Regions from separate parts of the Homo sapiens genome. Here region 2 is linked to region 1. Evidence: read pairs that join two places in POLR2A ChIA-PET (ENCODE). Cell type or tissue: MCF 10A. All regions are shown on one strand. Each heading gives the region's core, and the rest is flanking DNA. Links, peaks and the distances in the headings are about the cores only.

What was found. ChIA-PET counts read pairs that join two places held together with the same protein. Peaks named below come from ENCODE experiments on the same cell type or tissue, not always from the same donor. Only the 100,000 strongest peaks of a DNase experiment are listed, where the experiment ranks them.
Region 2: POLR2A ChIA-PET joins it to region 1 with 5 read pairs; 1 of 35 experiments calls an interaction of 5 or more read pairs at or near these places.

Annotation. Positions count from the first base shown.
Region 1 is chr2:38,463,666-38,470,010 of GRCh38, forward strand. LINC02613 (long intergenic non-protein coding RNA 2613) reads right to left here. Exons shown (of 5, transcript NR_110259.1): 4 at 5,579-5,776. Among named protein-coding and RNA genes, the nearest start is that of LINC01883, 36 kb to the left of the region's middle. In MCF 10A, for the core only: a CTCF peak has its summit at 2,277 (motif pointing left); DNase peaks (open chromatin) are centred at 2,256 and 3,336.
Region 2 is chr2:37,777,959-37,784,303 of GRCh38, forward strand. All of the region lies in intron 2 of LOC107985869 (a long non-coding RNA gene), which reads left to right. Among named protein-coding and RNA genes, the nearest start is that of PIRAT1, 95 kb to the right of the region's middle. In MCF 10A, for the core only: no CTCF peak of the experiment used is centred there; a DNase peak (open chromatin) is centred at 3,253.

The DNA of each region.
Region 1 (6,345 bases), core at 2,236-4,735:
TGCTGAGCACCTACTGTATGTCGGACATTGTGCTAGGCACTAGCAACACAACTATGAGCCCTTCCTGACCCTCAGGGATTGGTAAACTACGGCCAGGGACTGTCTCTGCACCCAACAAGTTAAAAATGTTTTTCATATTTTTGGATTTGTGAAAAAAATCAAAAAGAATGTTTTGTAATTTGTGAAAATGTATATAAAATTCCAGTGTCAGAGTCCATAAATCATCTGTTATTTGAATACAGTCACATTCGTTAGTCTATGCATTGTCAATGGCTGCTTCCAGACCACAGTGGCAGAGCTGAGCAGTTGTAACAGAGACCATATGGCCCCCAAGGCCAAAAGTACTTACTATCTGGCTCTTTACAGAAAAAAAAATTTTTAAAATTGGCTGACCCTTGGACCAAAGGAAAAAAAACAAGGTAATTGCAGATTCAGAAAAGTTCTATGACATTTAAAAGGTAGGGACCGGGTGCGGTGGTTCATGCCTGTAATCCTAGCACTTTGGGAGGCCGGGATGGGCGGATCACTTAAGGCCAGGAGTTCGAGACCAGCCCGGACAACATGGTGAAACTCCGTCTCTACTAAAAATATAAAAATTAGCCAGGCATGGTGGCACGTGCCTGTAGTCCCAGCTACTTGGGAGGCTGAGACAGGTGAATCGCTTGGACCCGGGAAGTGGAGGCTGCAGTGAGCTGAGATTGCACCACTGCACTTCAGCCTGGGCAACAGAGTGAGACTCCGTTTCAAAAGACAAAAAAGAAAAGAAAAGAAATTTAAAAGGTTGGGGGGCGGGTGGAATTTTTCAAGGCTGTTATGAAGGTGGCAATTAAAGCGCCTAGAGAGGACACTCTGTTAACTTCCACAACTGGAGTATTTGCAGGTCCTACTGGCCCAACCTGGTACCAACCAGTTGAAAATAATGGGTGTGTCCAGAACGTCACTGGTTCCTGACCTCCGATCCCACTCAAGTCCTGCGGATGCTCTGCGCTGCGCTCTCAGGCTGCCCTCTGGGGATACACCTGTGTGCACGCCAAGGGTGCTGCTTCCACTACACCAGTGGTGTAGGTGCCAACATGGAGTTACACCTCTGCTGCCCTCACACTCACAGAGATGCTTTGCTGCACAGCGGGGTGAGGACAATGACCCTCTCCTCCACTCAGTATCCCTGAAGTTACTTTGGAACCTAAGCAGATAGCTGTGGCCTCTGTCTCCCTGACGCCCTGCGGAAATGGCTCCTTTAGTCCTTCCCTGCTGCCACCTGCCACTGGACTGGAAGACAAGGTCAGGGATTGGCACTGCATTTTTTCTATGCAAAATTCTTCCCCCGCTTCCTCTCTTCCTATGTTGTCTTCCCCCTCTCCTTCTCCCATGTAAATGCCCCATGTAAATAGATGCCTGTATGGACTAACGAAGCAGTGTCCTCTGGCTGTGTAATCTGCTGTATAATTCATATGATATGACATTATCAGCATTTCCTAATCTCCCTCTTAGTTGGCCACCCAGCCCCTTATCTTTATCCTACCCCAACTCCCTCACCCAGAGATACACAGTCCAGTATTTGTTGATTTGAATTGACGGAACTTGGGGCCCGGCAGTTCAGGCAGTCAGTCCCAGTCTCCTTGGCCCCTTCGAGTCATCAGACGGGACCCAGGCAGATCTGTGAGTGCATCAGTCCTGGACCAGTCTCTAGGTGCTCAGCGTGCTGCGGGAGATCTGGGTGTCTGGGGAGGGACCACACAGCAGGATCAGAACCTTGAAGGAGGCTCCTGCCCCTGGTGGCCTGCAGGGCATGCTGGCCTGCCCTGAGCTTCTGCTTGTGGCCCCGACATCCTGCCACTTCTTGCCTGTCTCTCTGCATAGGCTCTGACTGGGGTATCATGCTGTGAAGGGTCCACCAGGCCCTGTGCCACCAACTAGGCCTTCTCACAACCATTACTTAAGCTTACCTGAACTTCACATGCCCCCTGGACCTTGCACCTGTGTGTCCAGGCTGGGTCAGCACCTTGCATTGTTCTCTCCTCACCCCTGCTTGAGCTTCCTACCCCTAACTTAAAAAAAAAAAAATCTTCAGCTACCTTCTTTAGCCCAGAAACTCTCCTCAGCTTGCATGAGAGAGGGGTTAGGCACAGAACAACCCTGTTGTTCTGATGGGTTAACTTCAGTCTTTCCCAGGCCAGCTTCCTCCCCTTACTCTGAGGGGCCTGTGCCACCAAGGTCCCAGCGTGGCTCAAGGCTCAAGCTCACTTAACCACCATAGCAGCTGGTATCACCGCTTGGCTCCCTCTACTGGAGCAGAACAAAAGTTAGGGAGACAGGTGGAAGGGGCAACTATTAACACACATTGCACTATCTCTCGGTGGGCTCAGAAACTGGGGTAGGCCCAAACTAATGGGACAAGGCATCCAGTTACCATTAGGTGGAAAGACAGGCGGTGGCAGTGGGAGGATGACAGGCCAGTCCAGCGCCCTTCAGCAGGGCAATGTCTATATTCTTCATTTATATACCATTTGTTCTTTTTTTGTTTTGTTTTGTTTTTGTTTGTTGTTTGTTTGTTTGTTTGTTTTTGAGACCAAGTCTCACTCTGTTGCCCAGGCTGGAGTGCAGTGGTGCGATCTCAGCTCACTGCAACCTCCACCTCCCAGGTTCAAGTGATTCTCCTGCCTCAGTCTCCTGAGTAGCTGGGATTACAGGCGCCCACCACCACGCCTGGCTAATTTTTGTATTTTTAGTAGAGACGGAGTTTCACCATGTTGGTCAGGCTGGCCTCGAACTCCTGGCCTCGTGATCCGCCCACCTCGGCCTCCCAAAATGCTGGGATTACAGGTGTGAGCCACCGCACCTGGCCATCTCTGTTCTTTTAAGGAGGCAAGAAAGTAAGAACAAAGGGACAGAAGAAAATGTACACACAGGACTGCCAAGCAATCCTTCTCTGCTTCTCCTTCCAAGCATGTGATGTGTCCAACTCCCTCATCTCTCTGTCCCTGCTAACCAGGATAGGATTATTTTAAGTAGGTGAAAAATGTCTTTGACCATGTAAGGCCTCCTGAAACTCTAAAACCTGTTTTGTAAGAGTCTGTGCTCATTTTAATTTAATTAGCAAACTTGGAATTGCTCACACTGCTTTCTGATTCTGCAAGATTCATGAAAATGTATGCAAAATGTTATGGGGAATTGGTAAACTATGGTACTCTGTGTCTGTACAGCAATGCCCTTAAAAAGCAAGCTATCTGAGGCTGGTGATCAGGCAAGCTTCAGAACAATTCTCCCACTGGGTGGGAAGTTGGATGGGTGGCTTCCAAGGTTGCTTCTAACTCCAAGATGTTACGACACTAAGGTTAATGGACACTGAAATGCAGGCCAAGAAAAACCATCTAACGTGAGGGGTTAAAAAAAGACTTGACAATGTTTTTTACCCAGAACACGGTGAGCTGAAACATTTCCAGCTAGGGCTGTCAACAAAGAATGTGTTTGCAAAACATTCAGAAATTAAAGTAAACTTCAGCAGGCAAATGATAAACCTTCCCTAAAAAGGTAATCACATGGTGAGTGACCAGATTTTGGATGTGGTCCAAAATGCTTTCACATTTTTAACTCCAAATGGGCTGGGGCACTTGCTTTGAGGGTCAAAAACATGAGAAGTTAGGATAATTGCCTCCTACTCAGCAGGCAGCCGTGGGAAAGCTGTGAGAAATAAAGTACCTGGTGGCGACTCCGAAAAGCCAGCCAACCCCTGAGGATTGTGGTGCAGGAAGAAAGGGGCATAGAGTGGGCACACAGCGGTCCCAGAGCCATAGGAAAAGGAGGTCCCGGGGATACCAGGGCACCCCTCAGTCCAGCTGCCGATGCCCTGGCCAGGGGGCAGTGTGGGTTGCTTTGCCATCCTCCTTTCTCCCGGATGCTATTCCAGCCAGTACAGCACCACATCTGGAAAAGTCCTCATTCCATTGAGGCTCAGACTCTTCAACCACATCAAACTCTACCTTTTATTGGGGTGTGGAGGAGCTTTGGTTTTGGCTATATCTGCTTTACAATTTTTTTTCATTGTGAAATAGATCATATTACAAAAGAATGTGCATAACGTATATGTCCAGCTTAAAGAATAATAATAAAAACCAGATACACATATCCACACCACCCAGCTTAAGGAATTGAACATTGCCAATACCATGAAGCTCACTCCATGCCCACCCTTCCCAATTGTCTTGCTCTCCCTTCCCAAACCCTGGGGCAAGCCACTGACCTGACACAGGTGTTACTCATTCCCTGGCTTTCCTTTATAGTTTTAATCCATTTGTTGTGGATCCCTAACCAATATACTGCTTAGTGGTGCCTTTTGTGAATTTCATGTGACAAAGCCATGCTAATTGTAACCTTCTTAACATGCTGTCTTTGCTCAACAGTATTTTTGAAATTTGTTCATGTTGATGAGTGTAGCTGTAGTTTATTTGGTTTCTTTGCTATATGGGATTTCATTATGCCAAAATTTCTTCGTTATTCTGTTACTTATGAATATCTGGGTTGTTTCCTTTTTTAGCTATTATAGACAATGCTACTATGCACATTCTTGTACACATCTCCCATAGAGTATGTGCAAGAATTCCCCTCGGGCACAGCTACTCACAGTGTAGCTGGCAGACTCACTGCTGGTGCCCAAACTTTTATTGTTTTACAACAAGGTCAGGAGCTTGAGCCAGGATGTAAAGCAGCTACATCATTCAATTCACCATTTAGTTCAACTGCTACTTTTTTTCATAGCAGGACTTCCTTTCAAAGGAGCAATTGGGCCGGGCCCGGTAGCTCACGCCTAAAATCCCAGCACTTTGGGAGGCCGAGGTGGGCTGATTACTTGAGTTCAGGAGTTCAAGATCAGCCTGGACAACATGGTGAAACCCCATCTCTACTAAAAATACAAAAATCAGCCAGGCATGGTGGTACGTGCCTGTAATACCAACTCCTCAGGAGGCTGAGGCAGGAAGACCACTTGAGCCAGGAGCCAAAGGTTGGTCACCAGTGAGCCGAGATCAACCACTGCACTCCAGCCTGGAGAACAGAGAAATACCCTGTCTCAAAAAATAAAAAATAAAAAAGTGCAACTGATTTCATTCCGGAAGAAGCTCCTCAATTCCTCCTACTTCTGCTGCTTGGCAGGGCCCTTGGTGTCCTCTACCTTTTCTCTTCACCTTCATCTGCCAATCTCTGGGCACCCTCTCCCTCATCAGTGAAGACTTTGGTCTCTCACTCAGCCTCTCAGTTTTGCTCAATAAAAATGTGCTGCATGAGCGAGCTGAGATCGCGCCACTGCACTCCAGCCTGGGTGACAGAGTGAAACTCCGTCAAAAAAAAAAAAAAGTGCCACATGAATGAATGAATGCTGTGTTCTTTCCAACCCAAACATCTGCCTCAGGAGCTGCCATGTTCTTCCATGAATTCCACCTCCCCAGTTGATTTTTCCAGGGGATGGGTAAGAGTCAAAGTCCTCCCCAGACTTTTTCATCCTGGAACCAAGAAAGGCGGTCAGTGTATCTCCAGTGTAAAAGCTAAGATGTCATTCACCAGGGCTGGCAGCAGCCCTACTTACCACCTTGGGAGGAAGCTGCCTGCAGTGACAGAGGACAGAGTTGAGGCACAGAGAAGACAGCAGCAACACGAGTCGGAGCAAGCATCTGGTAGCACCTGGTCCCTGACTCCTGGGTCCCTGGGCCTGCCTGCATTGGTTTCTCAGCCCCATCTTGGCTTCTCTCTTTTGTCCAAGCTGGTTGAAATGGTTGTTTCACATCTGGAAAGAAAATGAATAATACACCCAATTTTAGGCTTAGTGAGCTGCAGAAAGCTGGAATCAAGGCTGCCCTTTGGACTGCAAAGCTGGTTATTACGAACATTTTTGAAGAATGTTGCTAATTCTTCAGATTGGTGTTACTGCAAATACCAAACTGAAACCAAAATCAAACCAAACAAAAACTCGCAAGCAAATAGGAGATCTGAGGTTGCCATATTGTAGGGCATTGCCATCTTTCCTGCCGCAGCTCAGGTATCAGCTGGACAGTTCTGCTTGGCGTGCACCACACGACCACCCGTGCCTGAACTCTGATCTCGGCTCGGGTCTTCCCAGGTCCTCTTTCCAGGGGTTCCCACTGTGGTCCATCACTCCATGTCACTTTACACCACTGGGAAGGCTATTTCACCACATCCACATGTAAGGACGGGAAAACAGCCAAACGGCACACAACTCCATGAAGAATTGTTAACACCAGCAGGGACAGCTAGGGATCTAACTCATACAGGAAAAAGGAGTACATGAGAAGCTCTGAGAAACAGCAGGACTCTCCCAAGGAATACTTAGTCCAG
Region 2 (6,345 bases), core at 2,251-4,750, 690 kb before region 1:
GAGGTTGCTTGGACTTAGCCCGGGTTGTGGAGGAGACACTTCTTCCTTTCTCATCCTCACAAGGGGTCCTTACTCTGGCCCTACAGCAGCAGCACTAGAGGATCTGTCCAGAGCAAGGGCCTACTCTTTCTCCCTTGCTCCTGGTCTCTTCCCATAGAGCCTCCAGGCTGGAGTGGTGATGGGTGGTTCAAACTGCTCCTGTTACCGTCTCTGTCTGAGTCAGGGCTGCAGACCCTCCCCTGGGAAGCATGGCTGGAATTTCATACTTCCTTCAATCCTCATTCATTCATTCATTCATTCATGGAGTATGGATTGAGCTGCTACTGGGTACCAGTCAATCTCACTGGGTCCGCCTGGTGGTCTGCCAATCCAGATACTGAATACTTACTATGGTGAAGGTGCTATCAAGGTGAGGCCAGGCAGGCCTGTTCAAGATTTGGGACATCAAATGGCAGGGCAAATGTGAGAGAAGGCAGCCCTCGATGCAAGAAGCGATATCCGGCAAACCCCCAGGGCAGCAGTGGGGTCTGGGGAGAAACTTAACACTGAAGAGGTCCCTAGGATCTGTGGTCATTGCAACTAGGAAAGCTGGTTTGCAACCCTTCTTCTACATGCTCAGCACCACCTTAGGACCTAGCTTTTCTGGATTTGAAGGGCTGGTACCAGATTCAGAACAGACAATTTTCCTGGCAGGGGCCACATAGAGATCCATATGCTTAGAATGTTGTAGTTTATTCTTTGAGGTTAGTAGAGAGATCATAGCAACCATAACGTTTGGGCTTTGCCCTCGAGGTTTTTCTGTCTGTGGAAGTACTGTGGGTATTCTTCCCAAAAATACAATGGGGAGTTCAGGGTCAAGAGGAGCCAGGAATCTCTGAAAAATGGAGGCAAATGATCCCTGTTCTTCCTTCCTGCACAGTGAGGAACAATGCCCTCATCCTGCACCATTTCATCCTGGCTCAGGGATAGAATGTCCTCATCACAACATGCTGTTCTATCCCTGGGTTAAAGGAAGGAGAGATTAAATGAGGCCTACTGGATTTCCTAAATATTGCCTCCTCCCATTTCTTAGAGTCCCATAGACAAGGCTTTCCTCATAGAAGAGGCTTTCATTTTCTTTTAAATCACAGGGTTGTTTATAAGACAGATTAAGCATAAACTCAAATGCTAAATCATCTGATACTCAACAGTCTGATACCAAATATCTGAAGTAAAAAGCCTGTGACCCGATGATGGCATTCAAGTGATAAATCACTCTGATCAGAAAAGGATGCAAGAAAAGCAGCTGAAAGTCTGTCTCCCCAGCCACGTGGCTTTGATCTCTGGGAAAGTGGATATTAGTGCAGACAGCAGTTCATAGGTCTTGATTAGTCCGTTCAAACCAGTGACTATGATTTCTCTGTAGATACAAGCACAAAAAAAGTCAATAAACGTTGGGCTGAACTTTAAACAACTGTCTTTTCAGAGAAAACCCAGTTGCATACAAGGAAGATTACTGCACTAGCCTGAAGACAAATGTCTACAAATATTATACGCTCAAGTGCAGGGAGGAGTTTTGTTCAAGGCAGCACAGAAAACAAATTACTCTGGTCTTAAATAAGATCCTTTGAACGGGCAGCAGCAAATCAGTACAAATTAGGACAAATGCATTCTTGACTGATATAATTTCCTTATTCTGCCTGAAAAATGCCACCAATCAGACTATAGACAGCTATGTCCCAAAAACTGGGGCCTCCGGTTACATGGTGGTTGAGTCAATTTGGTGGAAGTTCAAACCCCTAAACCAGCTCTTTATTCCACTTCCTGGGTACTGGTCTTATATTTCCAGGCAGGCAATTGAAATTTGACCATGGTTTTATTTTGCATCTCTTGGCCAGCAAATGTAAATGCAGCACCCATAAAGCACTGAGTCCCCAGAGCCTGTGGCAGGGCCAGCAGAGACTGGATGTAATTGGGAACAAGAATGGTTGCAAGATCTGTTTTCCTGGGATGGTCCTGGCTTAGGACTATGGTTCTAGAGTCCCTTCCGGCTTGCATTTGCCACTCTCTACAGTTTCTCAGTTTGGAATGATGAATTACAGTCACTCTAGGGGAGATCATTTCCCTAGCCCCAGGCATTGTTTCAAAGAATGGATGTACATGGGGGCTTTTTGTTTTAGATCAAGGAAGAGTCTGTGCTTAGGCAGGTGGTGTTGAGTCTAGAGAGAGAGGATAGGCACCCACCCAGCCATGGGTCTTTTCTTCCCACAGGCACCTCAGACTGAGCACTGGAATGGGTGAGTCAGAGGCTGAAGGGGCCCTACTGATGAGGGGTCTTGTGAGATCTGGTGGAGAGGGGTAGGCTTCCCATTTCTGTGCTGAATGGAGAGGCAGCATCTGCTAGAGACCAGGGAGGTGCAGGGCCCCAGTGGCAGGGAAGCAGGTTCTTTCACAGGACTCCAGTTCCCTACCTCTCAGGGCTTAGCCAGAGAATGCACACTGAGCTTACCAGTAATACAAGTATTTTGGTAAAACCTGACTCAAATACTGTCATCATCTTCCGGTCCAGACTCCACTCCACTCCTGGACAGCAGCTAGTACTTTGTGTTTGGCCCTGCTTTTCTAGAACCTTCGTTTGGGGTACTTCTGTCTCCTACCAGACTGCAAGCTCCCCAGGGCAGGGAATTCATCTTTGCCTTACTCACACAACCTGGCCACACTCATTAAGTTCATTAGAGGGTGCCCAAGCAACATTGGTTGAATTAATGAATGAAACATAATGAAATACAATGCATCTAATTTTCCAGCTTGGCAGCAGCTGGCAAAACTTAAAAGCTGAAGTTATCAAGGAATGGGCTAACTCATAAAACACTTCAGCCCTCTTTACCCCTTTTTGGTCCAGGTAACACCGGTGATCACAGTAGCTCTTTGTGTGCATTGTTAATGACAAGAGTCTAAACATGCAAGTCTCTCTTTTTATCCATGATTTTTTTTTTCCTGAGATAGAATCACTTTATCATGCAATGAAGCTATATGAAGGTAAGATGCCTGAGAGAGTGTTTACCTTGCTAGAAAATATTTAGACGTGTGTTGAATGACTGATTTCGAGGTCCAACTCTGCATCCTTCTTCAAGAGACCTCTCGGGTGAGAGAGCAATGAATAGTGGCCCTTGGCTACCGTGTTGGGTCTGCACGGCTTTCAGGGGAGATGGCCACTCTTTATTGACAGGCATTTCCCTTATTTAACCACATGTTCCATGCACAGATGGTATTTATCTTCAGGAGATGACTCACGCCCTTGTCAACATACCTTTCTATATTAAATATCCCTATCACATACAAACTGGACCTCAGAGTGGGCTGGGTGGTATTAGAACAATCTCTTCCCCCTTTTTAGAAGCTGTGAAGATTTTTGAATTTACTCACAAGATCTACTTCCCAATGAACTAAGACTTTGTAGGATTTTCCTATTTAAGATCTGGGTTTAAACTCAGCTCTTCCATTTAACTGGCTATGTGGTCTTAAGATTACTGTCTCTGTGCCTCTATTTAATTACTTATAAAGTGAGAGCAATTTTCCTGATCTTATAGAGTCACTGAGAAGATTAAGTGAGGTAGTGGCACTGAGAAAGTTTGAAGCAAATATTTTTTGAATAAATAAATGACTAAAACAATAATATAAATGTTAAAAATCATCAACCAATTCAGTGTGTATAATGAGGCTTATTATTTACTGAGTGATCCCCGTGCATAAAGAATAGCTCTAAGTTCTTAAACCCATACCACCTTGTAGTTAAGGAATTAGAATGTAAGCCTACATCTTGTGGGTGGGCACCCAAGGCCACACTCTTAACTTCTACCTGCACTGCCTCTTCTTATTTGTAATAAATGTAATAAACTCCTTTTGGCACTAAATACTGCCCTGGAAAAAATGGTCAGCTTCTTCAACTGCGGCTGCCTTTACGCTAATGTAACTGAGGTTCTTAGAGTTTTATAACTTACTGAGCGAAATAAAAAAAAAAAAAATACCCTTATGACACCTTGGTTTCTGCACTAAGTAATTAATGACAAATTTGAGGATCAGGTATCTAGCTTCTGTTACCTGATATTCTGAGCTGAGAATGCATCAGACTCAGGCCTCAGAAATAACTTCACTGAGAGTAAAATGGGAACAAGTTTCTAGTTAGTGAAAACTGGAGCATATGATGACTTGACTGTACACGTGGGGGCAAATAGCAGTCCTCTCTCTCCCATTTCTGGAAAGGGTTTCGTTTCTCTTGGGCCCAGTATTTTCCTGGGTTCTGATAGCCTCTGCTGACTTTGAACTCATCCTCTGTCATTGTAAAAAAGTATACAAGCATTTGCTCAGAACTGTGCTAGACTCTGTGTGATTGCTTCAAGACAGCTCTATCAAAATAAGAGTTATCACTTATTATGAGGCTGTGATGCTCTAGGGACTATGCTAAGTGCTTCATGTATTTTTATAGTCAGGGTAGGCTAGTTTATGCTGTGGCAACAAACAACTCCCAAATCTTAGTAGCTAACAATGAGCTTACTTCTCAATCTCACTAAATGTTCAGTGCCGGTTGGCTGGGGGCTCCACTCCACCTCGCCTCACACAGTGACCTGGAATAACAGAGCTTCCACCATCAAATGTGTTACTGGTCTCCCGGAGTCCCACCTCTAGAATTCTTGCATACAATATCGAAAAGTCTCCCGAACTTTCGTAACTTTGCCATCTTGGGCTCTTAAAGAAAACACTAATTGTATGTTTTGAAATCCAGAAAAGGAAAGGAGTGAGGGATGTTAAGATCAGTCACTCCAGCGATGGCTTAAGCCTCCCCTGGCACAGGCCCCAGGGGTGAGCTTGCTTCTGTGGATTTCCAGCCGGGAAGCACCACCCCGGTTTATTTTCAGAGGTGGAAACTCAAGCAACAATTATCTCCCATCACAGCAAATTAAAAGCCCAGGCTCACCCATCCCAGGAGCGGGGCGAGCACAGGACCATAATGACAGGCCAAGGTTAGTGCATTTCCTTTAAAGGCATGAGCCACTCATGAAACACAAAATAAACAGAGACATAAAAGTCCATGGAAAAGGCCCACAAGTGAGAGCAAGCGTTCGTGCCAAGATCAGAGAGTGTATTTTGATTTTTCAGGAGATTGAGGATTGTAGCAGCAAAAACTGCTCAGTGGATGAGTTGTGGTCTGTGTTTAGGATAATGTGGAAGCTATTGTGTACAACACTGCAGAGGGTGGGGGACGAGTGGCCCAATCTGTCACACAGACATATTTCTATGGCCTTAGAGCCCGGTCTACTTCCACCCACTCTAACCAGAATCTCTATTCCTGCCTGGACACCTGCTCAATGGAGCAGTGCGGCCCTGCTGGCCAGAGCTTCTGCTTGGAATGCCTCTCCTCTCTTATTTTTTTTATTTTTTTTTTTTTTATTTTTTTTTTTTTTTGAGACAGAGTCTCACCACTCTGTTGCCCAGGCTGGAGTGCAGTGGCATGATCTTGACTCACTGCAACCTCCACCTACCAGGTTCAAGTGACTCTCCTACCTCAGCCTCCCGAGTATCTGGGATTATAAGTGTCCACCACCACGCCTGGCTAATTTTTTATTTTTAGTAGAGATAGCGTTTCCTCATGTTGGCCAGCCTGGTCTCGAACTCCTGACCTCAGGTGATCCGCCTGCCTTGGCCTCTCAAAGTGCTGGGATTACAGGCATGAGCCACTGTGCCCAGCCTCCTCTCTTATAGTCTATGCCAGCATCATTGACAGGAACTTAGCCAAAACTCACCTCTTTCAGGAAGTCCTCCAGGACTAATGCTTCTGGGTTCTACGACCCTCCTGTTGCAGGTTGTTTATATATAGCTGTCTCTGCTACTTAATGTCAGTGAAGATTTGTGGTTGTGTCAGTTTTTTGGGGGAGTTCTTTTGAGCTTTGTTATCATATAAGATCTTCAGGAGTATAGATTTTTATTTTTCTTTATATTTATGCTACACACGTTTAACTTCCAAAAAACATTTTCTCATGCACCACCTAATTTTATCTTCAGTATCACCTAGTGAGGTGGGTAGGGATTCCATATGACAGTTAGGAACTTATATAGCAAGATGGCTAGGAGTATGGGCTTTGGCTTGGGCAGGTTTCTAATCTCTCTAAGCCCCAATTCTCTCATCTGTAAAACAGGGATAAAAATAGTTTCTGCCCATAGGTTATTTTAAGGATTAAATGAGATAACACAGGTAACATGCTTACCTCACACAATAAAATTGTTGTTGTTTTAATGATGATGGAACTCAGGCTCAGAGAAGTAAATATACAAGAGGTGGCTCAGTGTGGTATGGAAAGCACCTGGGCT